Linked DNA regions of Homo sapiens: region 2 is linked to region 1. Evidence: chromatin loops called from intact Hi-C (ENCODE). Cell type or tissue: B cell. All regions are shown on one strand.

Region 1 (5,000 bases):
TTAATTAATTTAAACCATCTAAGATCAGAAGAGCTTTTGTTACCTGTGGTAGTTTTATCCACTGAATTATAATCTTCAACTACAGAGTCCTCAATGACATCACTGATTTTCTGCCATGGCTCCAACTCCTCCTCCTCACATTCCATGAACAGGTCGGTGTCCGCCATGCTATAAGAAAAACATTCAAATAAGATATGGGCCTAAGAATAGGAGATATTGCTTTATACCAAATATGAAATCAGAACTTTGACTCCATTGGTAACCTACCTCCTTGGACTCCTTTATCATATCCTCTAGCCTTCCTCCATTTCCAAGGGTTCAGAATTACAACTTCTATTATTGAATATTAGAATCCATTCCACAGCAAATTATTTAATAATTAGGGTTACAGGCCGGGCATGGTGGCTCCCACCTGTAATCCCAACATTTTGGGAAGCCGAGGGAGGTGGATCACCTGAGGTTGGGAGTTAGAGAACCAGACTGGCCAACATGGCAAAACCCTGTCTTTACTCAAAATACAAAAATTAGCCAGGCGTGGCGGTGCACCCCTGTAATTCCAGCTACTTGGGAGGCTGAGGCACGAGAATCGTTTGAATCCAGGAGGCAGAGGTTGCAGGGGGTCAAGATCACAACACTGCACTCCAGCCTGGGGGACAGAGTGAGACTCTGTCTCAAAAAAAAAAAAAAAAAAATTAGGATTATAAAAGTTTAGGCCAGGCACAGTGGCTTATGCTTGTAATCCCGGCATTTTGGTAGGCTGAAGTGGGTGGATCACGAGGTCACGAGTTCAAGACCAGCCTGGCCAACATGGTGAAACCCCATCTCTACTAAAAACACAACAATTAGCCGGGCACGCTGGCAGGCGCCTGTAATCCCAGCTACTTGGGAGGCTGAGGCAGGAGAATTGCTTGAACCCCGGGCAGCAGAGGTTGCAGTGAGCCAAGATCGCACCACTGCACTCCAGCCTGGGCAATAGAGACTCCGTCTCAAAAACAACAACAACAACAAAAAGTTTAATGTGTAATACCCAGGGCCAGGGTTAGGATGAGGACAGTGAGGTGAGTCAAGCAAGTGCAGGATCGGATTCAGTCTTTATTTAAAATAGATATTCTGTTCATTATGGATTGTTCTGCATTAATATTGATCTTTTAAAATGATGCATTAAAATGCATTTATTATGATTACTGAACCTCTCTGTACTCCTTTAAATTTTGCATCTAAGATGAGAACCTTACTTGTCATACTCTAGTCCCAGTCCTACTACTACCTTGTACGTCTAGTCTAGGAAATCCTGGAGGCCATTCCACTGTGATTTCGGAGTCAACCCTTAATTTGAAAACACTGCCTAAATTACATGTCCCTTTAAAAAATTAAAGTCTGAGCCGGGTGCAGTGGCTCACGCCTGTAATCCCAGCACTTTGGGAGGCCGAGGTGGGCGGATCACCTGAGGTCGGATCACCTGAGATCGGGAGTTTGAGATCAGCCTGACCAACATGGAGAAAACCCATCTCTACTAAAAACATAAAATTAGCCGGGCGTGGTGGTGCATGCCTGTAATCCCGGCTACTCGGGAGGCTGAGGCTGGAGAATCGCTTGAACATGGGAGTGGAGGTTGCAATGAGCCACAATTCACGCCACTGCACTCCAGCCTGGGCAACAACAGCGAAAGTCCATCTCAAAAAAAATAAAAATAAATAAAAACAAATAAATAAAGTCTGTATCTCTGCATTGCAAACAAAGAGTTAATGCTATTCTGCCCTCCAATAACAGTTTACTAAGGGTCAGTTTCTCTGTGTTGGAACGGGAGTACTATTACTGCTCAATGTTCAAACAAAGCCTTTACTGTAAGGCTCTAAGTGTCCTTAGTGTCTTAGTAATTCTGCTGCTACATCCATAAGCGAAAACCAAAACCAAACAACCAACCTAACCATTCTGTTTATTGAGTATTTAGTTAGGGCTATACATCCTGACAGTAGCAGTTTGCAAGAAGCCCAACAGATGGCATTGTTTCGCTTGAAAATTGAAAACAATCTTGCAGTGCCCCAGTGAGTCAGCTATAGCCAGGGGCACTCTGGGTTTTAATGGGTAAAGTGCTTAACTGGATTCTAACTGGTCTTTAATCTTCTATTTTAATTATTTCTGTCTTTCTAAACCAAAGCCACAAAGGGGGTGAGGAAAGAAAAAGATCTAAGGGATCAACTTACTTAAATTCTCTTATTTTCAGGCTTAATTATATGAAGACAATACTAGCCAGAAACTGAATTAAAAAGAAATCAAATCCATATCACAGGTATTCTTTGAGACAAAGACAACACATGCCTTTGTTTTCCAGTCTAATTCCACTACAAAATATATTTTCAAAAACTTTTTCCTTAAATACTTAATTTTATTCCATTGTTCTTTGCTGTATAACTTTCTGAGAGCTTAGTCAACAGATAATTAATGCGCAAATATCCAACACCCAGCAGAATGAATATAAACTGTGGACAATAACCTCTGCCGATGGTTTTCAAGGACCTACTTTTGTCCTGACCACTTACAAGCAAACTCTCCACACATATGAAAACTTTGATTTGGAATATGAAGAGCTATCAGAATACAAATTGTGGTTTTCAATGTCATGCCTGTGGTTATTTTAATAGCATACCCAAAAGGGTGTTCTTTTATCTTAAGTATTTACAATACCTTAAGAGTTTCAGTTCTTTATTTTATAAAGCAATGAATTTTAATAAGAATATTGAAATTTCTTCCATTTGACCTTCTGAGAGAAATGGAAAGAACTCCAGCTTGGGTAGCACAGCAAGACTCCATCTCTACAAATTTTTTTTTAAAAATTAGCCAGGCGTGCAGCACACACCAGTGGTCCCAGCTACCAGGGAGGATGAGGTAGGAGGATTGAGGATCGCCTGAGCCCAGGAGTTCGAGGTTACAGTGAGCTCGAGGTTACAGTAACTGCAGTGGTGCCACTGCACTCCAGCCTGAGCTGGAGAGCTGGAGAGCAATACTCCATCCCTACAAAATAAAATAAAAAACAAATGGAAATAACCAAAAAGGGTAGATCTGAAAAGATGGCAAAGAAAGATGTTTATGTCCTAACTACTTTTTAATCAAGTGAGAAAAATATCTCTTCTCCTTAGGTATGAGTACTGCCAAGATATCCAATGTAAATTAAAAGACTCAAAATGAAAAGAAAATCCAACTTGGCTGGACACAGTGGCTCACATCTGTAATCTCAACACTTTGGGATGCTGAGAAGGGTGGATCATTTGAGGTCAGGAGTTCCAGACCAGCCTGGCCAACATGGTGAAACCCCACCTCTACTAAAAATACAAAAATTAGCCGGACATGGTGGCACACGCCTGTAATCCCAGTTACTCAGGAAGCTGAGGCAGGAGAATCGCTTGAACCCAGGAGGCAGAGGTTGCAGTGAGCCAAGATCACGCCACTGCACTCCAGCCTGGGCAACAGAAGCCAGACTCTGTCTCAAAAAAAAAAAAAAAAGAAAAAAAGAAAGAGACAAAAAAGAAAGAAAAAAAAGAAAATCCAACTTATGGGGAAATATTTTTCATTTTTTTTTAAACAACATAGAAGATGGAGTTAGCTAATAAGGTTTGTCAACTCAGAAAATATTAGGTCTGCTGACTGAACATATTTCACAGACTTATACACAAAGCATCTCTGAAAGACACTGAAGCCAAATTTTTCAAAACTGTCCTTGATTTTGACCTACACTCTGCTATCTCAGGATGTGATCAATTCCTTTCACTTTCAGCATCTATAACTCAGGGTCTAAAAGATACAACAGAGATATATCAACCTAATATAAATATTCAGCAAACCAAAAATAGAAAATTCATATTTAGATCCTTCTTGTAGTTTTCTAGTTATCAAAAGGAAATCTTATACTAACATAATAAAATGCAGTATTTAATATTTCTACCAAGATTCTCAAGAAACACCACCATTCTCTGTGGTCTTTCAAGTGATCCATGGCATACCGTCTTTCAACTTTTTTTTTTTTTTTTTTTTAGCCCCGATCATGGGCAAGGGCAGCCTTTCAACTGTTTTTGAACAAAGAAGACAGTAATTACTAAATATGCAGTGTTAACATGTATATCCAGATTCTGAAAATGTGCCCTCAAAAAAAAAAAAAAGATCTTCCCAAACTATCATTCCACACATTTAACCTCCTTCCATACCAAATCTTTCTCATAAGGAAAAAAAAAAAAAAAAAAAACGAATTTTATTCCCTCTTCCCTAATTTCTTGCTATGAAGGATTGGATACTTATCACACTAAAAAAATTATGCTGAAATGTAATCCTTAAGGGGCATTTTAATTTCTCATTTTTTATTTCAAAACTGCCAAACAGAAATGCGAATTTCAGATATTTAAAGCCAGCCCATAGTGAATACAGTGCTACATCAAGAGGAAAACGGCCGGGCGCGGTTGCTCACGCCTGTAATCCCAACACTTTGGGAGGCCGAGGCGGGGGGATCACCTGAGGTTGAGAGTTCGAGACTAGCCTGGCTAACATAGTGAAACCCCATCTCTACTAAAAATACAAAAATTAGCCAGGTGTGGTGGCACACGCCTGTAATCCCAGCTACTCAGGAAGCTGAGGCAGGAGAATCGCTTGAACCTGAGAGGTGGAGGTCGCAGTGAGCTGAGATCGTGCCACTGCACTCTAGCCTGGGCGATAGAGCAAGACTCCATCTCAAAAAAAAAAAAAAAAAAAAAAAAGGAAAACTTGGATGGGCAGTAAATTTGGGAATCATACTGCAACAAGTGAACAGGCAAATTTTCATACGAGTCTCTGAATCAAAATTGTAGTGGTTCCTTTTCTGCTAATTTTAATGATACAAATTTTAATTGAATAAAAAAGTTAGACATGTATTCGTCACTCAGTTTCAAAAATTATCAACTCAAAATGGATTCCTTCATTTATGCCCCCACTTCCCTGTATTATATTGAAACAAATCTCTAAAACATCATATTCAT
Region 2 (5,000 bases), 550 kb after region 1:
GAGCCTGCCCTTCCTCTCGGGTTTGGTTTTAGAAAGTGTACAAATCAAAGAACCCGGCCGTCCTGCGGGTGGGGCACGCTGGCGCAGAACCAGAGGTAACCGGCTCTGCGGCCACCTACGGGTCTAGGAATTACTTGCTGGATGACCCTGCAGGGAGTGGCACGTGGAGTCCTATCGACCTCAGAGGCACTATCAGATTAGCCCTAGGAGGTCCGTCTGGGGGTCTCGGCGGCCTGCGCCAGTGGAGGGGCGGCACCTCCCCAGAAGCCGGGCTTCCCGCCCCACCGGCCCGCGAGGTGCCGCAGGGAGGGTGCGGTTTGGCTTGTCAGCACCCAGGGGCGTCACAAACCCTTTGTTGAACAGGGGATTTACCCCTTTGTGTGGCGTCACTTGATCAATAGTTCAGTTTCAGTGTGGCTAATAGTGTTAAAAACTGGCCGGGCGCGGTGGCTCACGCCTGTAATCCCAACACTTTGGGAGGCCGAGGCGGGCGGATCACCTCAGGTCAGGAGTTCAACACCAGCTTAGCCAACATGGTGAAACCTTGTCTCTACTGATACAAAAATTAGCCGGGAGTGGTGATGCGCGCCTGTAATCCCAGGAGACTGAGGCATGAGAATCGCTTGAACCTGGGAGACAGAGGTTGCAGTGAGCCGAGATCGCACCACTGCACTCCAGCCTGGGTGACAGAGTGAGACTCTGTCTCAAAAAAAAAAAAAAAAAAGAAAAAAGAAAAAAAGAAAAGAAAAAGGTTAAAAACTAAGTTTCCAAGGCAGTATGCTGTGGTCCTTGAAAAGTCCTTTAGAAGAATTTTCTGGAATAAATTTAGAGAAAACCTAAGTGTTTCCTAGGGGATGCTTACCAACTCCTCGCCCCTCCCCCGCCCGCCCTCTTTTATTTTAATTGTGACTCAGGGTTAAATACAAACTACTAGCAGCTGTTGGTGGAAAAGAGCCCAATCCCAAACTCTGGGGTTTTCCTTTGTTCCCAAGGGAGGCCTTGGGAGGAATGAATGATCCTAAAGGAATGAGCAGACCTGGGGAATCCTCCAAGTGCCACCTCTGACTAATATTGGCTGTTGCCAGGAAAACCCAACTTGGATTTCAGCTATTACTTTCCGTGCAACCCTGGTGCTGACTATTCAAGGGGACAGCTCTTCAAGATCTTCCTGTATACAGTACTTCCCAGTCCCCAGGTCACAGTCACCAGTGGAGGAAATCTCGGATCCCTTTTGTTGCAGGGATTGCAATGCGACTGGGTTTAGAATGGGAATGCCTGGGTTTGCGTACCCCTACTCATCTGATTTCTTCATCTGGTCCACAGACCTTAGGAGTGCTTTAGTGTATGTGGTAGGCCTGGGAATTCAGGGATTAGAGAATCAGTCTCTTTCTCTGAAGAGTTCCAAGTATTGGGCGTTAGATAAGCAAACAATTAAAATCCAGTGTGCTTAGTGAATGGTAGAGGATACTATTGGATACTAGGAGAACACTGAGGAGGGGCTTCCAAGTCCTCTTGGAGTGGTCACAGAATAATTTCTGCAGGAAGCAACATTGGGTAGAAATTTAAAAACAACAATAACACTTATTGTAACTTTTTAATCTGTACAAAGATTCCATTCTTAGAAGGCTTGGAAAATATATCAATGTATAAAAAATGATTTATAAATACATGAGCCAAAGATAAACATTTTCATATTTCTAGTCTTTTTATGCATATGTAACAAATATTTGCATAATTGTGATCATACTGATTATAAAATTAAGTACAGTCATTCACTGCATAACAGTGTTTGAGCCAACGATGGATCATGTATTCAGCAGTGGTTCCATAAGATTATAATAGAGCTAAAAAAATTCCAGTTGCCTAGTGACCTTGTAGCTGTCTAGCGCAATACTTTACTCATGTGTTTGTGGTGATGCTGGTGTAAACAAACTACTGTGCTGCCAGTTGTATAAAAATATAGCACATACCAATTATGTGTAGTATGCAATACTTGATAATGGTAATAAATGACTGTTACTGCATTATGTATTTACTACACTATACTTTTCATCATTATTTTAGAGTGTATTCCTTCTACTTATTAAAAAAACAGTAAAACTTAAAAAAAAGTTTAAAAAACAGCCTCAGGCAGGTCTTTCAGGGGGTATTCCAGAAGAAGTCATTGTTATCACAGGAGATGTGTGTTTTTGCCCTGGAGACCTTTCAGTGGGACCAGATGTGGAAGTGAAAGACAGTTATATTGATGATCCTGACCCTGTGCAGGTCTAGGCTAATACGTGTGTTTGTGTCTTAGTTTTTTTTTTTTTTTTTGTGTGTGTGTGTCTTAGTTTTTAACAAAAAACTTAAAAAAAAATAAAAATTTTAAAAATAGAAAAAACTTACATAAGAAGGATATAAAGAAAGAAAATATTTTCTACAGTTGTATAATGTGTGCTTTAAGCTAAGTGTTATTACAAAAGAGTCAAACATTTAAAGAATTTACAAGTTAGGCTGGGCGTGGTAGCTCACACCTGTAATCCCAGCACTTTGGGAGGCCGAGGCGGGCGGATCACGAGGTCAACAGGTCAAGACCATCCTGGCCAACGTGGTGAAACCCCATCTTACAGAGAAAGAACTAGCCGGGCGTGGTGGCACGCACCTGTACTCCCAGCTGCTTGGGAGGCTGAGGCAGGAGAATCGCTTGAACCCGGGAGGCGGAGGTTGCAGTGAGCCGAGATTGTGGCAGTGCACTCCAGCCTGGAGACAGAGTGAGACTCCATTTCAAAAAAAAAAAAAAAAAGAAAAAGGAAAGAAAAAGGAATTTCCAAGTTTATAACGTAAATTTACAGTAATCTAAGGTTAATTTGTTATTATTATTTTGGTTTTTTGAGACAGGGGCTCCCTCTGTCGCCCAGGCTAGAGCATAGCAGTGTGATCTCTGTTCACTGCAACCTCCGCCTCCCGGGTTCAAGTGCTTCTTGTCCCTCAGCCACTCGAGTACCTGGGATTACAGGCATGTCCCACAGCGCCTGGCTAATTTTTGTTTTTTTTAGTAGAGATGAGGTTTCACCATGTTGACCGGGCTGGTCTCGAACTCTTGGCCTCATGTGATTCACCCATCTTGGCCTCCCAAAGTGTTGGGATTATAGGCATTAGCCACTGCATCTGGCTAGGTTAATTTATCATTGATAAAAGAAAAACTGTTTTAAACATAGTGTAGCCTTAAGTGTACAGTGTTTCTAAAGTCTACAGTAATGTACAGTAATGTCCTAGGCCCTCACATTCACTCACTACTCACTGACTCACCCAGAGCAACTTCCAGTCCTGCAAGTTCCATTCATGGTAAGTGTCCTATTTGTATAGCATTTTAAATCTTTTATACCATATTTTTACTACACTTTTTCCATGTTTAGGTACACAAATACTTACCATTGTAGTACAATTGCCTACAGTATGCTATTCAGGGTTGTAGCCTCAGAGTCCTCGACTGTACCATACAGCCTAGCTGTGTAGTAGACTATGCCATCTAGGTTTGTACAAGTACATTCTATGATGATTGCAGGATGAAATCGTGTAAGGGCACATTTCTCAGAACGTATCCTCATCATTAAGCGACACATGACTGTTTCTATTTTTGTCCCATACTTTTTCCTTTTGTTCTTACTCTTTCCTATGTTACTAAATATTTATCAAGATCATATGTTTATTCATTTAAATCATTCTTTTCACCTTTTTATTTGACAAGTAACTGTTCAACTGTACTGTACTGTGTCTTCTTTTTTCTCTCTTCTCCAATCTGCCAGCAGAACTCTAAGGCCCTAGTGGGTGCATCTCCAGGAGGATGCTGCAGGGTTTCTAAAACATTGTGCTGAGTACTGGGAATACAGTGATGAAAATGGTCAGCACACCTTGCTCTTCCTGGCCTCATGTGGTTTCTTAATGACTCTGTGTACTAGCAGGTCCATAAAGCTTCAAGTATCAGCCATGCTTATAGTCTCTCTAGGAAAAGGGGTCCCAGGCAGTTCTTTCTCCAGGAAGTAGTTATACCTTGTCAACTACATGCATTCAGTGAAGCCAGCTCTGCTTCCCTAGAGAAAACTGATGGCATCAGGGACCAGTGCCTAAGCCTGAGCTGCCCAGCAAGGATAGTGTCTTAGCAGGAGGGTAGCCAACTGAATGGCCACTGGAGGAATGAGAGCAGAGGCCCCATCCATGTGGTCTCTGAAATGATGAGAAAGCAATGTTCAAATCTTCTACCAGGGCTGAAGTAGGTTCCAATGTACAAAATGTTGGGAGCTGGAGAGATTGATCCACTAGTGAGGCAGTATTGGGAATTTTACCACTTCTCCATGTGGCACAGCCACAAAATCCTATTACCCTCAACTTTTTTGGGTTTGTGGCTGTGGCACAGAAGGTGGGCTATCTACCAGAAATGTGTGTTCCTCTTTTCATTGTGTAGAGTTTTGGCCGCTCAGCTAGGGATTATATTTCTACCACCTCATACCCCTAGGTAGGACTATGTGACTAGCCACCAACACAATGGGACTGGAAGTGATATGTGTCACTTGCAGGCCAAGGCAGTAAAGAGGTGACTTTCCCATATTCTTTCTCTCCACCTGACAGGACTCCAAGGCTCTAAGGATGGAAGAGTCATAATTGGAAAGAGCCTGGGTACCTGAATCACTGTATGGAGGAAAATCACTTGCTGAGCAGGAACATCCTCATTGGACTAGCTATGTGGGTGAGAAAGAACCTTGGAATTTGAATGTTTATTTGCTACAGCATAACCTTAACAAAGTGCTGGTATTGAGTGCTAGTATTTTTGGCTGCACATTTGAAAGGATTAATTTGCATGTGTAGTAATTACACTATTATACTGATGACACCTCAGCATAGTGTCATTGTTTGAGCAGAACTACTTACTGCCCTGGTCACTCTTTTAGATACTTATGAAGCAAAGTTCACACAGGTCTTAGCAAATGCATAGTGTCATTGTTTCTTGATGTGTATCAAGCTGT

The links. Peaks named below come from ENCODE experiments on the same cell type or tissue, not always from the same donor. Only the 100,000 strongest peaks of a DNase experiment are listed, where the experiment ranks them.
Region 2: it touches region 1 in a loop (12-fold over the local background); 6 of 110 quality-filtered maps call a loop at or near these places.

What each region holds. Positions count from the first base shown.
Region 1 is chr1:151,442,038-151,447,037 of GRCh38, forward strand. It overlaps POGZ (pogo transposable element derived with ZNF domain), which reads right to left. Exons shown (of 19, transcript NM_015100.4): 2 at 44-168. The coding sequence starts at 167. Among named protein-coding and RNA genes, the nearest start is that of POGZ, 15 kb to the right of the region's middle. RefSeq lists an enhancer at 1,896-2,190 and a silencer at 1,941-2,050. In B cell, CTCF peaks have their summits at 2,000 (motif pointing right) and 2,204; a DNase peak (open chromatin) is centred at 2,004; H3K27ac peaks cover 1,255 bases.
Region 2 is chr1:151,994,103-151,999,102 of GRCh38, forward strand. No RefSeq gene overlaps it. Among named protein-coding and RNA genes, the nearest start is that of S100A10, 2.7 kb to the left of the region's middle. RefSeq lists silencers at 55-184, 4,871-5,000. In B cell, CTCF peaks have their summits at 2,869 and 3,068; DNase peaks (open chromatin) are centred at 39, 299 and 2,889; H3K4me3 peaks cover 621 bases; H3K27ac peaks cover 581 bases; H3K27me3 peaks cover 604 bases.